Regions from separate parts of the Homo sapiens genome. Here region 1 is linked to region 2. Evidence: chromatin loops called from intact Hi-C (ENCODE). Cell type or tissue: ovary. All regions are shown on one strand. Links, peaks and the distances in the headings refer to the core of each region. The heading gives the core; the rest is flanking DNA.

The links. Hi-C counts contacts between places; a loop is a spot of excess contacts. Peaks named below come from ENCODE experiments on the same cell type or tissue, not always from the same donor. Only the 100,000 strongest peaks of a DNase experiment are listed, where the experiment ranks them.
Region 1: a loop joins it to region 2, with 8 times the contacts of the local background. A loop is called at or near these places in 39 of 110 quality-filtered maps.

What each region holds. Positions count from the first base shown.
Region 1 is chr6:29,853,369-29,862,790 of GRCh38, forward strand. LOC105375010 (a long non-coding RNA gene) reads right to left here and starts at 4,018. Exons shown (of 4, transcript XR_926681.2): 1 at 3,978-4,018. It also overlaps the pseudogene MICF. In ovary, for the core only: no CTCF peak of the experiment used is centred there; no DNase peak of the experiment used is centred there.
Region 2 is chr6:30,126,141-30,135,562 of GRCh38, forward strand. LOC124900227 (small nucleolar RNA SNORA48) reads right to left here and starts at 6,802; the gene lies at 6,665-6,802. In ovary, for the core only: a CTCF peak has its summit at 5,070 (motif pointing left); a DNase peak (open chromatin) is centred at 5,061; H3K27me3 peaks cover 476 bases.

The DNA of each region.
Region 1 (9,422 bases), core at 965-8,964, 270 kb before region 2:
AGCCTGAGGCTGCCTCTGCCCACCCTTTGCACTTGGGGATTGCCACTGCCACAGCCACTGTCTCCCACATGGACCGTCCTGGAGAGGGAGCTCCACATTTGAGTTCCTGTTTCATTTGATATGGGTTACAACATTAGTATTGGTGGAAATCCTTTTAAGACCCAGCTGAAACTACGAACATCTTTATTGGACATCAGCATTTAAAGCAGGAATTTTGAGAAATTAGCACATAACTTTCACACCCCTTTCCTGGCCAGTGCCCCAGTAACCTACAAGGCAACCGTTCCCGCCCACGGGGAACCAGAACTGACAATCCCTCTTCAGGAGACACCACAGGTGAGAGCAGGAGCGACCACAGACCTGCACTGCCCCTGCTGTGGGTGCCTCCTGGACAGGGCCCTCTTGCTGCAGGGCAGGGGATGAACCATCCCATCTGCCCAGGCCTGAGGGGCCAACTGACAGTGCAATTAGGTTCAAGGATGAGAAATCACCACCCCCTGCCAGATACACAGAAGTGGGGAAATGGCAGAAAGACTCGGGTTTCCCGGACACTCCAGGCTCTCAGTGTCTCCTGCACTGTCTCTGTCTTTGCAGAAACACAAAACTTGCTGCTTGCTCTTTTCCCCTCCCTTCAAACAACCTGACTGTGCGGGAAATCATCCTGACCATCTCTCACTCCAAACTCATCAGGCAGTGCTTATTCTTTCAAAGGTATTTTGTGACTGTGCAAGCAAATATAAATGTATATGTGTATGTTCTTTCTCCCTTTGCACACAAATTTTAGCAAACTACATATGCTTTTCTGTACCTTGCTGTTTTCCCTTACCATTGTATCACGGAGACCATCCCATGAAGAAATATCAAGAACTACACTATGTCTTTCTTTTTTTTGTTCAAAAATTTCTTGGCAATCCACTGTATAGGCATGCATTTTTTAAAATAGAGATTACCCTTTTTGAATGCAATGCTTTTTAACCAGCTCCCTACTGATAGGCATTTGGATTATTTCTTTCAGAGAACAATTTGACATCATGTAGCATCATATGGGAAGGGTGCAGTGACCCCACTCTTACATGCATATCCTAGGGGAGCTCACATATTCTTGGAACCAGAAAGCAATGTCCCAGCATGTTCATTGCAGCAGTGTCTTTAATAAAGACTATGTAGAGGTCAATGAAGTGGGGAAGAGATAAATTGTAGCATATTCCTCCCATGGAATACTATCTAGCAATGAAAACAAATGAACTATTTGTGTGAACATTGATCCATCTCATAGACCATGTTAACGGAAAAAGCAAGCAAATGCATAACAAAATCAGCAAGAAACAATTTATAAAAAGTCTAAAAGTAAAGCCAGGCAAGGGGGCCTATACCCATAATCCTAGCATCTTGGGAGGCCAAGGTGGGCAGATTGCTTGACCCCAGGCGTTCCAGACAAGTCTGGGAAACATGATAAATCCCTTTCTCTACAAAAAATACAGAAATTAGCCAGGCATGGTGGCGCAAACCTCTAGTCCCAGCTACTCAAGAGGCCTAGAAGGGAGGAATTGCTTAAGCCTGGCAGGTAGAGGCTGAAGTGAGTTGTGTTTGTGCCACTGCATTTCAGTCCAGGTGACAAAGTGAAACCATGTTAAAAACAAACAAACAAACAAACAAACAAAAACAAGAGACTTTTTAAAACTTAGTAAGAATATAGGGGCATACAGCAAATTCAAGACACACATTCACCAACAGTTCTTGCTTTGCTCAGTACAGTATTGACTGAAACACATGCATAACAGAACTGTGGAAAATCAGGGCTATCTACACGTGTTTCTGTTATTTTCTATGTATACTACATACAGCCAATAATATTAAAATGTCACAAATTGACAAACCTGGGTGGCAGCTTCACAAAGATTTCTTATAATTCTCTATTTTTTCTTCTAGCTAGAACTACCTTATAATAAAATTTGTGAAGTGAATCCACAGAAATTGAGCAAAATAAAAAGGAGTCGTTGAGTGTGAGGAAAGCTACAGAGAAGTAAAGACAGGTGGAGACATGACAATACTGAGCATGTTAGTGACCTTCACAGTAACTGACTTCCTGGAGGAGTGTGAGCTTAAGCCAGAATGAAGTGATAGACCGTGAAAGACGGATGAAGGAGTAGGAGCTTCTGGAGGCAAACATGGTATGTGGTTGGCTGGATTGGGATATGTGGAGGGACTCTGAACATTCTGCTTTAGGTCCAGCACTAGAGAAAGAGGACTCATCTTTATTTAGCACCTTCCACAATCTGTAGAGAAATCTGAAACATTGCAAAAGAAGATATATGAATGGCCAGTTCAGGGAAAAATGCAAAGTAAAACCACAGTGAGAAACCACTAAGCAACCATTAGAATGGCTAAAATTAAAATGATTAATAACTATAAATGCTAGCAAGGAAGTGGAACAATCTGTACTCTCCTCCATTGCCTATAAGAATATAAAACATCCATTTTGAAAATCAATTTCATATCATCTAATAAAGTTAAACAAGCTAGTCCTCTACAGCTACCATTTCCACTCCTAGGTATATACTCAAGAGAAATGAAGATTTTGTCGATAATCCCTGCATAAAAATGTTCATAGTTTCTTTATTTATAATAGTAAAAAACAAGAAATAACTGCCAATGTACAAAAATCATGATTCAGTCATACAATGGAATATTATCAGCAATGAAAATGAAAGAACTACTGATACGTGCACCAACATGGATTGATCACATAGGTATTACAACAAGCGCAAAAAGCCAGATACAAGGGAGGCCATATGGGATGAGTAGATTTGTATGAAGTTTTAAAACAGGAAGAACTGTGCTATCCTGACAGCCGTCAGATCAATGGCTGCTGGAGGCATGGAAGCTGAGTTGAAGGGAGAAAAAGGGATCTTTATGTACATTGATAGTGGCAAGAGTAATATGCTGTATTGGTCAAAATTCATTGATAAATTTGATGAAGATCTGATTATTTTGGTATATGTACATTTTATAAGCTTAAAAAGCTTATAATAAAAATTATAAAGTTGCTGATAAAAATAATAATTAAAAATATTAGCAACAAAATCCAACAGTATACCAAAAGAATAATACACCATGATATATCCATATATGGCAAACACACAGCTAACATTATACTGAATAGGGACAAGCTTATAGCCTCTCCTCCAAGATCTGGAAGAAGGCTAAGACTCCCACTTTCATCACTTTTATTCTACACAGCACTAGAAGTCCTAGCAAGAGCAATCAGCCAAGAGGAGGAAATAAAGGGCATCCAAATTGGAAAGGAGAAAGCCAACTTAGCCTTATTCGCAAATGGCATAATCTTTTACTCAGAAAAAACTAAATATTGGCCGGGTGCGGTGGCTCATGCTTGTAATCCCAGCACTTTGGGAGGCCAAGGCAGGCGGATCACGAGGTCAGGAGATCGAGACCATCCTGGCTAACATTGTGAAACCCCGTCTCTACTAAAAATACAAAAAAAAAAAAAAAAAAAAAAAATTAGCTGGTCGTGGTGGCGGGCGCCTGTAGTCCCAGCTACTCAGGAGGCTGAGACAGGAGAATGGCGTGAACCCAGGAGGTGGAGCTTGCAGTGAGCCGAGATCGCGCCACTGCACTCCAGCCTGGATGACAGAGCGAGACTCCATCTCAAAAAAAGAAAAAAAAAGAAAGAAAGAAAAATCTAAATATTCCACCAAATAAATGGTGAGAACTAATAAGCAAATTCAGTAAAATTACAGGATACAAAATCAATGTGCAAACTTTCAGAGCATTTATATATACAAGCACCATATAATCTGAAGAAGAAATCAAGAAAGCAAAACTATTTATAAATCATAAAGAGGATAAAATAACTAAGAATCAATTTACCCCAGGAAGTAAAACAAAAACTATAAGGCACTGATGAAGGAAATTGAAGAGTACACAAAACTGGAAGAGCCAGGCGCAGTGGCACATACCTGTAATCCTGGCACTTTGGGATGATGAGACAGGAGAATTGTTTGAGCCTGGGAGTTCAAGACTAGCCTGGGAAACATAGTGAGACCTTGTCTCTAAGGAAAAAAAATAAAACACACAAATTGGGAGAATTAATATTGTTAAATATTAATTTAAAAAATGAAACACATAAATTTCATGCACATAAATTGGGAGAATATTGTTAAAATGTTCATACTACCCAAAGCAATTTACAGATTCAATTCAATCCCTATCAAAATACCAATATCATTATTCACAGAAATAGAAAAAATTATGAAATTCATATGGAATCATAAAATATCCCAAATAGCCAAAGCAATCGTGAGCAAGAAGAACAAAGCTAGAGGTATCACACTTCCTGAATTCAGAATACAATATAAAGTTATAGTAACCAAATCAGCATGGTGCTGGCATAAAAACAGACACATAGACTAATGGAATACAAAAGAGAACTCACAATAAATCCATGCATTGATAGCCAACTCATTTTTGGTAAAGAATATACAATGGAGAAAGAACAAAAGCAACAATGGAGAATAAATGGAGCTGGGAAAATGCTACCAGATGCAGAAGAATACCACTAGAACCCTGTCTCCCACCATATACAGAAATCAACTCAAAATGGATTAAAGATTTAAATGTAAGTCCCAAAACTATAAAACTACTAGAAGAATGCTTACAGGAAACACTCCAGACATGGGTCTGGGCAAAGACTTTATGGCTAAGACCTCAAAAGCACAGGCAACAAAAATAAAATAGACAAGTGGGACTATATTAAACTAAATAGCTTCAGCACAGCAAATGAAACAATCAACAGAATGAAGAGGCAACCTGTTGAATAGAGAAAATATTTGCTATGTATTCATCCAGCAAGGAACTAACATCTAGAATATACAAGGAACTTAAAAAACTCAGCAGTAAAAACACAAATAATCCAATTAAAAAATGGACAAAGTGTCTGAATAGATGTTTCTCAAAAGGAGACATACAAATGGTCAACAGGTATACGAAAAACACTCAACCTTATTAAATATCAGGAAAATGCAAATCAAAACTATAATGAAATATCATCTTATCCTATTTAGAATGGCTACTAATAGGAAATAAAAAATAATGGATAGTGGTGAGCATGTGGAGAAATGGGAACTGTTGTACACTCTTGGGAAAGTAAGTACAGCAATTATGGAAATCAGTATAATGATTTCTCAAAAAACAAAAAATAGAACTACTATTGGATCCAACAACTCCACTCATGGGTATTTATATAAAGGAAAAGAAATCAATATATCAAAAGACTACCTGCACCCCCAGGTTTATTGAAGCACTATTCACAGTAGCGAAGTTATGAAATCAATGGGTGAATTCATCAATGGGTGAATGAATAAATGGTGGTATATATATACACAATGGAATGCAATTCAGCCATAAAAAAGAATGAAATCCTGTCAGTTGCAGAAACATGGATGTAACCAAAGGTCATTACGTTAGGTGAAATAAGCCAAGCAAGGAAAGACAAATACCACATGTTGTCACTAATATGTGCGAGCCAAAAAGGTTAATCTTAGGGAGGTAGAGAGAGTAGAATGACAGTTCCCAGAAACTGGGAAGAATGTAGGGGTGGGAAAATATAGAGATGCAGGTTAATGGATGCAAATGTCCAATTATATAGAGAAAATAAGTTCTAATGTTTGATAGCACAGCAGACTGACTAAAGTTAACAAAAATGTATATTTCAAAATAGCTATAAGAGTGGATTTGGCTGGGCGTGGTGGCTCATGCCTGTGATCCCAGCACTTTGGGAGGCCGAGGAGGGTGGATCATGAGGTCAGGAGATCGAGACCATCCTGGCTAACATGGTGAAACCCCGTCTCTACTAAAAATACAAAAAAAAAAAAAAAAATTAGCCGGGCGTGGTGGTGGGTGCCTGTAGTCCCAGCTACTCGGGAGGCTGAGGCAGGAGAATGGTGTGAACCCGGGAGGCGAAGCTTGCAGTGAGCCGAGATCGTGCCACTGCACTCCAGTCTGGGTGATGGTGTGAGACTCCATCTCAAAAAACAAAACAAAACAAAAAAGAGTGAATTTAAAATGTTCTCAACAGAAAGAAATGATAAATGCTTGAGGTCATGGATACCCTAAATATCTTGACTGATACACACATTCTATGCATGTATCAAAATGTCACATGTATCCCATAAATATGTACAAATATTATGTACCAATTTTAAAAAATTTAAAAAATAAACAACACAATATGGGGCATTTAAAAAGGTACAAAAATTATGAGCATGATAAAAATTTGGCAAATATTTTCCTTTTTATTAAGATCTTTTTCATTCCATAAGTTTAAGGAGAATAAAGCCCATAAAGCATCAGAAGAAGTTGCTCTCCTGAAAGAGACTCTTCTGCTCAGTTAAAAAGACAGAAACAGAATCACTGGAGTGAGTAGGACTTTGGAGAACTGCACAGCACCATGTCTTAGTGTCTGGGATTACACAGACTTAGGGAGGAGGCCTCACCTTCCGGGAAGAACTAAACTTTGGTTCTCTTTCTTGTTTTTTCTATTGCAAGACCAAAATTTTAGAAAACCAAGAGAAAGATTTCAGCCAAAGGGTTGTACTGTCTATTACTCTCTTTTATTTTTTAGAACATCCATTGTCAAAGACGATCCAGACTGTTACAAGAGGAATTGTGTTCCTACGCCACCAAAATCCACATGTTGAAGCCCTATGTTGAGAAGGCAGAAGAAGTGGCCATCTACAAGCAAAGGAAAGAGGCCTCAGAAGAGATCAACCCTGCAGCACCTTGACCTTGCACCTGTGGCCTCTGGAACTGTGAGACAACACATATTTATTATTTAAGTCACCCAGCCTTTGGTACGTTGTTATGGCAGCCCTAGCAAATTAAAACAGAAATATTACCTTTTCTACCTTGTCCTATGTATGAACATGAGATTTTTTTAGGAGTATGAATTACCTGAGATTTCAAAAGATAGAGTGAGGCAATTGAAAATAGATGATATAGGGTCATTTCCAAGCCTCTGAGTGTCCCCTGGCCACCACAGAAAAATGAAGATGTTCCCATTCCCTTTCAGTTTCACACAAAGCAAAAGTTGTAGACCTAAACTGACATAGAATCGCCAACTGCATTAATTTATTTGAGATAATGAGGCAGCTAGTTTTGCCCAAATTTCACAGAAAGACGATGAACAAGTAGTAAGCTAAAGAGGCTTCTTTTGCAGGGGATTGCAGGTATTATATGTTTTTCTCCTACTTTTAAGATACATTTTCCTAAAAAGTTTTGTCTAGGAGTAAATGTCATCACTTTGCTTTTTTTCCTCCCAATTGAATCACTTGTTCCTCCCTGCATTTCAGTAATGTTGCTAGCATGGAGGTGTTTGTCCATGATTCACAGATGATTCAAAGAGCAGAGAGCTTCTCCTGAGGTCACACAGCACGTAAGCGGTGGAACAATGGCAGGCACATGACTCTCTAGGCCCCTAGTCCAGTTTTCTGGGTTCTATGAGAATTGTAGCCCTTGGTTTCTGTTACATGTGGTTCTCTTTTGAGCCAGAGAAGGAGGACGCACAGTGAGAAGAAAGTGCCAGAGCCCCAAGTCCTGGCTTAGATTTACTGGGCTGGGGCATGGAGACAGAGGCTGCCACTGATTCTCTTAACTCCAGCTTCTATTACCAGTCACTAAGCTGAAAGCAGGAAAGTTTATCTTCTGCACTTGGTCCATCAGAACTAAGATGGCAGAAAGCCCCACTATCTACCACGGAAAAGACAAGGGTCCCTCTTACCTTGAACCATGACCCAGCTTTCTAACTACATATGTTTTTCTGCACATGTAGCTATTTTTCTTCTCATCAAGCTCCAGTACTCACAGTGCAAACACAGGAGATACTGAGCCTGATGCTCTGATGGAAGCTCTGAGTTGAGATTTTATTTTATACTTAGGTGCCTCTGAGTCATTAGAGTTTTTTGCCTGACTCCACTCTGGCCCCATTTCAATCAAGGTCTATATGCTCTGGGACCTCTCCAGGTTCTCATCAGAAATGAAAAAAAAAAAAAAAAAAAGCCATGTCCAGCTCCTGGGTCCTCCCTGATAGCAGTGAGAGGCAGCTTCTAATGGGAGAGAGCCTTGGGGTGACCAAGGCCTCACAGACTTCATTATTCCTGGACCACATGGCTCCAGCCTCCTGATCACAATGGATCAGTGGTCTTAGATTCCGCTCCAATATTTGAAGTTTTTTGTTCTTCGGCCTCGGCAAATGCTCTCTGGTTGAGATGAAGGGAAAAGACACAGAGACGCAAAAGCTGTGACTGCATGGAACTCTGTCCAAGGTACCTCCCGGTGTTCTCTTACTTATGTTGGCCATGTCCTCATGAATTTAGTGAAATGGGCATGTTGTCTCTGAGTGGAAGTGAGGGGACACTACTGGGCAGAGCTCCATCAAAGGGTGGCTGGTGTCCTCTATACCATTTATCTACACATGTTGGGGTTTTTCTAGCATGAAATGTCCCAGAGGCAGCCAAACCCGAAGCTTGGCTCCTCCAAGGAATGAGTGTGAGTATCATAGCCCTGGCCAATGAGCACTGAACTCTAGAGAGACCAAGAGACCTTCTAAATATTGGGACACTTTAGTTCTGAATCCCAGAAGTTGGCTTCTTGCCTGGGAGGCAGGTGTCACTGCATCTGATCCAAAAAAGCAGCCCCATAGCTCAAGATGCTCTTCTGGATTTCTGCCTCTTCCTGGTTCCTGGCCAAGCAAATCTTCACTGCTTTGCTAGCCCATCTATAAATTCAACCAGACTTTTCAAATATGTATTTTCCTCCCATTTTTCTAGTTGTACTCAATGGGAGAAGTGGTCCAAATGACCTAATCAGCAATTGCTGGAAACCAAAGTAACAGTATACAATTCTATGTGTTAATATCATATACCAAGAGAGAAAATGTATAGATATCAGTAGTAGCCATTTAAGCACTGTAATAATATCTATCTATATCCCATGAGTATAATATATATAAATAAATGATAACAAGAAAATAATCTTTATGTGTAATACATGACTATGACTCTGACAGACAAACCTGAGAGCATAGTACGACACTTATCACCTTCACTCATGAGCCAGATAGTGTGAAATGAGAAGCAGAGATTTGAAATGTGTTGCAAAACTCTCTCAAAGAAAGTAGAGTAATATTTTTCGTGAGCAAATCAAAGCAATCTCCTCACAAATCACATTGGACTTATAATGTGTGGGATGTGTCTTTATTAAAATGGAGGTAATCCTAGGTATGTGGTCTTTTTTACATGAACCGTACTGTCACTGGCTCACTAGCTGTCACTTCACCAACAATCATTCCATTTAATAAAAGGGAGATCCCCCCATGGGCCAGCATTTCCCAGGTGGAGGCCTCTTGC
Region 2 (9,422 bases), core at 1,055-9,054:
CTACTCCCTTTAAGCCTTTAAAGGCTGCCAAAAATGCAGCTTGGATTCTTAAACTCTCTTCAGCAAATGCTCCCAGAACAGAAGCGACCCCAGTTGCAGGCTCACCTCCATGTTCCTTTCCTTTCCCAAATTTTGGCCCAGCAATTCCTCACTAACCTTTGAATATTTAAGTAAGATACTTAAAAATATTTTACCCAGCATTTTTAGTTGTCTTCAAATGGAGGCTTGGTCTGAATTACTCAGTCCATTAATGGAAGCAGAAGCCCTTCTGATGCAGGCCTTAGTTTTTCAGTAGTTTGCTCTTCTCTGGGCCTTAGCTTTCAGAAAGATTCTCTTGTCTGTAGTAGTAAAGTCTGTATAAAGTCTGCATGGACTTTTCTTGCGTACACACATTGCCACATCACCTCCAGTCAAGGCTGGAAGAGAATCTTGCATTTTACACATCTAATATTTCAGAAGAGCTGGAGTCACAGCAGTCCTCTTCACTGAGCTCAGAAACAAAACCCTGCTTGTGCATATATTCAGGCTGGGACCTCTAAAATGCAGACACCTAAGTGCTCCAGCTTTGAGAATTCTAGCTTCAGTGTGACAACGGCATAAGGAGTTGCCCTACGGTGTAAAGGCCCCTGTGAGGTCTCAGTTTGCAGACCAGGATGTGACAAGGAGATTGGAGCTGCAGTCAGCTCTAGAGGCCGAAAGAGGAGCCAAACAGCAAACAGAGGTGCCAAATGCTGCCTTAGAAATCTGTAAGCCAGCTAAGAGTTCTGCAGTCTCAACTAAACAAAACTTTTTTATTCCATTGGTTTGGGGTGTACTGTTCTTAGGGCTTTTGCCAACTGAATTGGTCTGTGGTGTCTTGAAAGATTGGGGGTCTGCACGGAAAAGGCTCGGAGGCCAGTTCTCTGAGGCTGCCTTTGTTGCAGGAAATAAAATGAATCTTTCCAGAGCCACAGCACTAGCATTTGGAGACCACTCTCAGGGGCTTTGGGGCGTACGACTTTCGGGGCTCTGGTCCTCTGTTTCCCTATCCGTAGAATGGAGACGGCTACTCTGTGAGAAGCCCGAGGTGCGCAGGACCCAAGTGAGGAGCCGGCAACCTGAAGTCCTCAGGATGGGGAGGGATCCGAAGGAGGCGGTGTGAAGACTCAAGAGGACCGCCTTGGGGTGGGAAGAGGACAGCCCGGCACTGGCTGCTGGCCCAGGTGCTGTGATGGGTTTCGTGCGCAGAGAGGCCTGACAGCCTCTGCATCAGTGACCGGGCGAAGAGTGGGGCAGCTCGGACGGTGGTTGGGGAACGTTAGGGAGATTGGCGCGCGGACCACTGGGTGAGCGCCCAGGAACGCCGGACGCGCGCCTTCACGCCCGGGTGCCTGGCGGCGTTTTAGAAAAGCTGTATTTGAAAAGCAACCGATTGGGGTGAAGGCGGGGGAGCGGAATCCTGATTACACTGTCCCAATTTCAGTTGAGGTGGGCTTTTAAAAGAAATCCCAATTCACACATTCGATCAGGTTAGTTACAAGAAAGGCTGGGAGGAGGTGGGGCTGGAAACACCAGAGGGCCCAGATGTCCGTTGGCGACGGTCTTCTGCAAACGACAGAGCGCAAGCCTTGCCCCTGGAATTCTAGAGCCGCCGCAAAGATAGGAACTCAAAACGACCCGAGCCCCGGAGCCGCAGCCCCTCGGGACGGTCACGAGCAGAGCTCCCAAGGGGACCGCTGGGGACTGGGCGGGGGCTCTGCTTCTCACCTGTTCCTTCTCTATCCACTGAGCCCTGACACGTAGGACCAGCGCTACTAACAGACTTGTTTTCCGGTTCAGCTCCCCTTAGGGCTCCTGTTGGAAACCGACCCTATCTGGGGAGCCTGTCTGGGCCACTCCCATTGCCGGAGAACTCTCCTGGGGCGGGGAGATGGCCCAGGTTTGTGGGGCTTGAAAGCTTACACAGTGTTGTGTCTTTTCAAGAAAAAGGATACAGCCGGGCACGGTGGCTCACGCCTGTAATCCCGGTACTTTGGGTGGCCGAGGTGGGTGGATCACGAGGTCAGGAGATCGAGACCATCCTGGCCAACATGGTGAAACCTCGTCTCCACTAAAAATACAAAAAATTAGCTGGGCATAGTGGCATGTGCCTGTAATCCCAGCTACTCGGGCGGCTGAGCCAGGAGAATCTCTTGAACCAGGGAGGCGGAGGTTGCAGTGAGGCAGTGAGCCAAGATCGTTGCCACTACACTCAGGTCTGGCGACAGAGCAACACTCCGTCTCAAAATAAAAAAATTAAAAAAAAAAGGAAAGAAAGAAAAGAAAAAGGATACAGAATTTGACAAAATTAAGAATAAAAGCAAATATGACTTACAATGAGGAAAAACAATGACAGCAAATGATAAATGTTTAAAAACTGACATATCACAAACATCAAAAAATCCCCCCAAAATTCTAATAACTGCTTGAACCACCCCTATATTTTCCCATTTATATTTTTTGATTCCCTCTTCATTCGACAACACTTTTGTAATGTATTTTCCTGGGTGAGAATGAATAATTTGGTATTTCGTCTAGCATAGTTAAGCAAAAAAAGTTTTTATTGAAAGTTTAGAAAAGTTAATATCCATTTCACAATCGTTATTGGTAATAATATGCAAATTTTTAGTGCTATTAATTTTGGAGAAGCCTCTGTGAAGAGTTTCCTATGTAAGCCTGAGATTTCAGGGCATTTCAAGTTTTCTTGGGCAGTGACTAATCTTAAATACTCTTTTAAGTTGCTGAAAGTCATTGGCCTGTTTTTCGTTAAGTCCTTGTTGTAAAGGTGTAGTATGAAACTGTTTGTAGATGTCAATATTTTATGCCAAAACAACAAGTTTTTTAAGTTTTAATGTGTTTATGTGGTTAATTCTTCATCAAGTGATTGTCAAACAATCTAGGCATCTATTCTATTTAAAATGTATCCCTTCCCTTCAATAAATTGCTGGTTTTGGCTGGAACCAAACTTTTTTTCTTCTTCCAATTCCTTTTCTGATGTCAGAATAACTTCTATTAATTTCATGTGCAAATATGCAAGAGATCATTTTATTTCATGATGTATGTATAATTGTATATGCATATTTAATAAGTATATTCCTAAAGAAGAGAGCTTCCATTTTGACTAGACTTTGATGAGACTGAGTAATACGCTTATAATTTTCTACATCTAGGGGTTAAAAGGATTTATTGGCTTCACTGTCCACAGACTTCTGGTGCCTCATGTCACAGCACACATTCTTATTGTGACAGATCTCTGACCTTTCACTTTAGTCTCTGATGTCAGGTGAGTTATCTCAGTGGGTGGTGGTTCCTGTAAGCCACTTCTACACTGAGACGGGTAGCAATAACTTGACTATACATGAAAGTGCTTATGAACCACATATCCTAGTAATCTCAAACAATGTAATCCCAACTTAATTTCCCCTTAGCTAGAACCCCCACATGCTACCTGATACAAGAGAAACTGTGACAGAGGGAAGTTGACGTGGAAGGAGACAGTAATCCTAACCGTGGTTAAAATATGTTACTTTTGCAAATTTTACAAAACACTTAGCATGACCATATTGAACACATTGCTTGGAATTCCAGGGTCTTGGAAAGAACCAGTGCAAGGGATGAACTTAATGGCAGAGCTTCCTCTGCACACTTCACGACTGCAACAGGCTTGTCCCTGAAGTCTCTCCGCTGGGGTCCCACTTCAGGCTGACGTACTGTCTGTGTCACCGAACATCACTCTCTGCATTTGCTTACCCTTTTTGATTCTTCCCTGTGCCTCAGTTTGGAGTTGGAAGCTCATAAATTCCCCTATTATAGGGAAGTGGCTGATTGTGTAACCCTATCCTTTTGTTGAAATAGGTGTGTCCAGTTAAGTATTTACTGTAAACCAGCCCCTCATACGCATTCCACTGGGGGTGGATTCATTGCTTTCTACAACCTCGCCATATGTAATGTCCACACTGGTCCATCTGGCTGTGCTTCTCAAGATCAGCTGTTTTGTAGGACTTGAAATAAGGATTCCTTAACAACCTGGTGAATGCCTAATAGCCTCAATACATTTCAGGCTGTTTTAGTTTTGTTTATTTGGTTTTCGTGTTTTGTGGTGAGAACACTTAAAATCTACTCTCTCAGCAATTTTCAAGAACACAGTGTACCATTACTAACAAATCACCAGAAGGTACAACAGATCTCTTGAAGTATTCCTCCTTGAAGTAACTGAAACTTTGTATCCTTTGACCAACCCATCCCCATGCCCACCACGCCCAGACTTTGGTAACCACCATTGTATTAATACTGTCTGCTTCTACCAGTTAACCTTTTTACACTCTAAGTGAGGTCATGCTGTATTGGAGGTTGTTTCCTCCACGCGACTGGGTGGAATTCAGAGGTTCCTACCAATAACTCATTTCTTTCACCAGCAGCTCCCAAGGGCTCTGCTGAGTCCCCCATGCCTCCTGAATCTGAGATCTTGAACCCCTGCTCCTCCCCAACCCTGTTTTTCTGAGAACTGCCTCATCAAACATAGAGCATAGCAACTTTCCTGAGATTTCTCTAAATTTCCTCTTATTCAGGTCACTGTGCATGACAGATTGACTGCTTGATTCCTGGAAGTCTAGGGATAAAAAGTATTGAGTGCTGGTCTAAAGGACAGGTTTCAGCAGAGGACACAATCTCAGAGCAGACAACTTAAGTTTCAGTATTAGGCATTTCCGTTCTTAAACATTCCTTCACTATTTCTGCCCAAGACATTTCTCACTGGTAAACTTTCCTTGTTGGTTACCTGCCTTCTGCAGCCCTGCAGGCTCTGTCTCTCTCCTGGGCCACCCCTCTTCCTCTTACACAGTTTTATGCTCCCCTTCCCTTCTCTTTCCTTCCATCTTCAGTCTACATATTTCACGGCTAGCTTTCCACAGCCAGATGTTTCTTGCCCTGAGGAATTATGCTATCAGTTTTTAAGCCACCGTTTAAAAGACGGTTGCCAGTGCCCTAGAGTCTTGGCAACAATGCTCCACCTTCCGGAGGTGAAGCGAAATGGTGTCCTGTCTTGAAAGACAGCGCCACCTACTGTCCATCAAGAGACAGCTGCCGAAAACAGCTGAATGACCCTGTTCATTGCCTGTTCTGGGGAGGGTGGCAGATAATCCAGGCAAGAATAATTCGAAGGTACATTGAACTTGAGGTGGTGATGGAACACTTAAGAATGCACAGAAGTTTAAACTCAATAGGGATAGTAATACCAAGCTGGCATCGGGCCTCAGGGAGGTTACAGGATCTGCATAGTGCTAACAACTGTGCATCGGTAGAATGGGAATCTGAATCCGGACACTCCGCCTGTGAAGTCCACGTAGCTCCACCTCGCTGCACTAAGATAGAGTAGATCTCCTTTTATGGATGATCAAATAAGTGAGAGGGAACCCAGGAGCCAGTGGAGAGGAGAATTTTAAGGAGGGGACTGCTGATGATCTAAAGTTTGAGTCATCAGTTTGGATGTGAACTGAGAAAATACCGCTGGGATTTGAGTTTAGGACTTAGTTGGAGACCCTTAGAGAGTGGTTTAGGGTGCCCAGCCCTGGGATAGGCATAGGAGAGTATGGAAAGACAGAAAGACATAGTCCTATCCCTCATGAAGCTAAATGTGAGCCAAAGCCAGGGAAGTTGGCAAAAATCAAATGGTAATAAATGAGACGGTGATTTAGGAAAGAGAGATCCATGTAGAACCTGCAGGCCCCTCTGACACCTTTGTGAAAATTAGGATGGATCAGTTCACTTTCTTGGGGCCATTGCTGCCCTGAGCCAGAGCCCACAGCTTGGCAAGCAACCTCTGGGCTAGGTCTCAGCCCCCATTCATCAGAATGAAGACTGACTTGTTAGGAAAGTTTCATTCAGGAAACTGGGACTTGAGCTGGGCTTCCACTGATGTGAAGGGTTTGGAGCAGCTGTGTGAAAGAGGTAGGAGTTAGGTCTTCCCTGCTGGGAAATGTCAAAACAGAGGCAATTAAGAGTCATAAAGGAGAGAGAGAAGACAAAAATCACCTGACTCTTGGCTCCAGTATTTTTAAAGCATGAGAAATTAGATAAGATCACTCCTTTAAAACAGTTACTGAGCACCTAATATATTCAAGGAGCTATGCCGAATAGGCTGACTCAGGGAAATAAGGACCCTGACAGTTGCGCATTAGTTTGTAGTTTATGAAGCACATCCATTTCCAGCTATGACATTTTGTCCACTTTCTTGTAAAGGAGGCTGAAGTTGTGGCTGCCCCTGAACATGAAGCTACAAATCTCCACAATTAGGACCATAATCCAGATTCTTTGACTAGTCCAGAATTCCTTTCATTCTGACCATCCTCTTCTTAAACATTTTAAAATTTAGGTAATTGTTTAGATAGATGGCACATTTGCTGGCTCAAAATTTTAAAAACACAGGAAAAAGTCTCCCTCTTGCCCCTGGTTTCCACACATCTAGTTTCTCTCTCCAGAAGCAAATTTTACTAGTTCATTGATATATTCTTCCAGAGATGTTCTTTGCATAAAAAGCAAATAAGAATATTTATTCTTCCCCGATTTGTGCAAATAATAGCATATTATACACACTGTTCTGTACCTTGCTTTTAAATTTAATTTATTTTTATTTTTTAAAATCAGTAATCTATGTGTCCAAAGCATAAACCAGGCATGGGCATAGACCAGAAGCCAAGCTGGGATAAACAGGGGGTTGCTTTGTTCCTGTCTGATGTGAGATGGGCACCATTAAGCTTTTTTTTTTTTTTTTTTCGAGACAGAGTCTGGCTCTGTCATCCAGGCTGGAGTACAGTGGCGCAATCTCGGCTCACTGCAAGCTCCACCTCCCGGGTTCACGCCATTCTCCTACTTCAGCCTCCCGAGTAGCTGGGACTACAGGCACCCGCCACCATGCCCGGCTAATGAGACAGGGTTTCACCATGTTAGCCAGGATGGTCTCGATCTCCTGACCTCGTGATCCACCTGTCTCGGCCTCCCAAAGTGTTGGGATTACAGGCGTGAGCCACCATGCCTGGCCAAGCTTTTTTTTTTTTAATGTATCAATTTATGTTGGAGATTATTCCAATAGCAAAAGTTCCCTTCCACACCCCACCCCCTACTAATGGCTGCACAATGTTCTATTGTATGAATGTAGCTAGTTTATTTAGCTTAACTTCCGTTGATGAACATTTGTTTTTTTTCTAAAATTTGAAGCAAATGTTTCTAAAACATTGATGCAATAGGTATATGCATATATTATTTCACATATGCATGAATATATATGTAAAATTTCTAACATCAGAATTGCTGGCTCAAAGAGAATGTACATTTGTAATCTTGGAGGAAATTCTCAAATTCCTACTCCTCTAAAGGAGGAGTACTAATTGGCATTCCCATCAGCAGTGTATGGGAGTGCCAATTTCCTCACACACTTACCAACACTGTGTTACCAAATGTTTGGATTTCTGTCAATCTGATAGGAAAAATAGTATGTCAGTGTTATTTTAATTTGTATTTTCTTCATGAGATTGAGATTATCTTTTAATATGCTTTAGAGACATTTGGTATTTCTTTTTCTATGAAATGTCTGCTGAGATACCTCTGCCCAATTTTCTTCTTGGTAGTTGATAAATTCTTATTTGCAAGAGCTGTATATAAAAGGTAATTAGCCCTTTGATTTTGATGGCAGTTGTAAATATTTTTCTTCTTCCAATGGTATTTCGTCATTTGTCTCTTGACATTGCACTTACGGTTTTTTTTCCCCCATGCAGGTCTTTTTTAATGTGGCTGAATTTATCTTTCTTTCCTTTTATGGTTTCTACATTTGAAACATTCTCAAGCTACTGCTAGTTAAATACAGTGGATTTCTGCCTTCAAGTTGCTCAATAAACCAGTAGGAAAATCAAGAAAAGTACCTAAGTAACTAGTAGAAGTTACTATATAGTCAGTACTATAAGTTGGTACAAAGTGCTGTTTCTTCATCTGTCTATCCATACATCTAATTATCAATCTATCTTTCCATCTGTCCATTAATCCATCCATTTATCAAGCTTTTACTGAATCCTTTCTAAGAGCAAGAAAAGGTATATATAGAGAGATGACATTTTATGGTAATGAAGCCCATGGGCTGGGATAAGAGACACCCAGATCTGAATCCCAGCTCTATGTTTACACCACTGTGGCCTTGGGCAGGTTACTTAATCTGTCCACATTTTTGTTTCTTATACTATTTCATGAGATACGACAGGAACGTAGATTGTGGAGGGGTCAAGGATTGAAGGTTAAAAAACAGACATTGTCGGAAATGCCTTAGGAAGAGAACTATAAGTGAGTACAATGCCTACATTTATAATTTCAGGTGGTGAAATCTGAATCCTGACAAGGTCAAGAGAGTGGCCACTAGGGTGGGTGGCAAAAGCAAAGGTCATTGGATGTGAGCAGGACAAGAACTGAAAGGCCTTGGTGTTAAATGATCATGTACATAGTCTTTGAAATCACCAGGATCATGGTAATTTCACAGCCAGATGAAGGGCAAGTTCTGGGAGGATCCTGAGCACAGGAGCTTCTGTCCCCGGTGGAGTGTGGGATGTGCCACCCTCCCAGCATGTGGATGCACTCACCAACCTGGAATCTCTCCAAACCTCTTTGTTCAGGATCTTACAGAGGTTCCATTATTTAGGTATGATTGATCAAATCACTGGCTGTTGGTGATTAACTCAGTCCCTGGGCTCCTCTCCCCTCCCCAGAGGTCAGAGGTGAGACTGAAAGTTCCAACCAGCCAGGCGTGGTGGTTCACGCCTGTAATCCCAGCATTTTGGGAGGCCAAGGCAGGCAGGTAACCTGAGGTCAGGAGTTCGAGACCAGCCTGGCCAACATGGTGAAACCCCGTCTCTACTAAAAATACAAAATATTAGCTGGGCATGGTGGTGTGCACCTGTAATCCCAGCTACTCGGGAGGCTGAGGCAGGAGATTCGCTGGAACCTGGGAGGCAGAGGTTGCAGTGAGCTGAGATAGTGCCGTTGCTCTCCAGCTTGGGCAACAAGAGTGAAACTCTGTCTCAAAAAAAAAAAAAAAAAAAGAAAGAAAGAAAGAAAGATCCCACCCTCTAATCACATGGTTCTTCTGCCAACCAGCCCCCATTCTTCCTCCAAGAGTCACCTCATTAGCATAAACCCTGGTATGGTTGAAAAGGGCTTATTATGAATAATAAAAGATACACTCATCAGAACATAACCATGTGGTAAGTTGAGGTGCATCAGGAATTAAGATGATTCAACTTAAAATTTTTGACTTTATGATGGGTTTACTGGGGTATTGAGTACACTTTCACCTTACAATATTTCTGACTTCAGTGAATTCACTGGGACGTAACCCCATCATAAGTTAAGGATCATCTGTTCAAGGG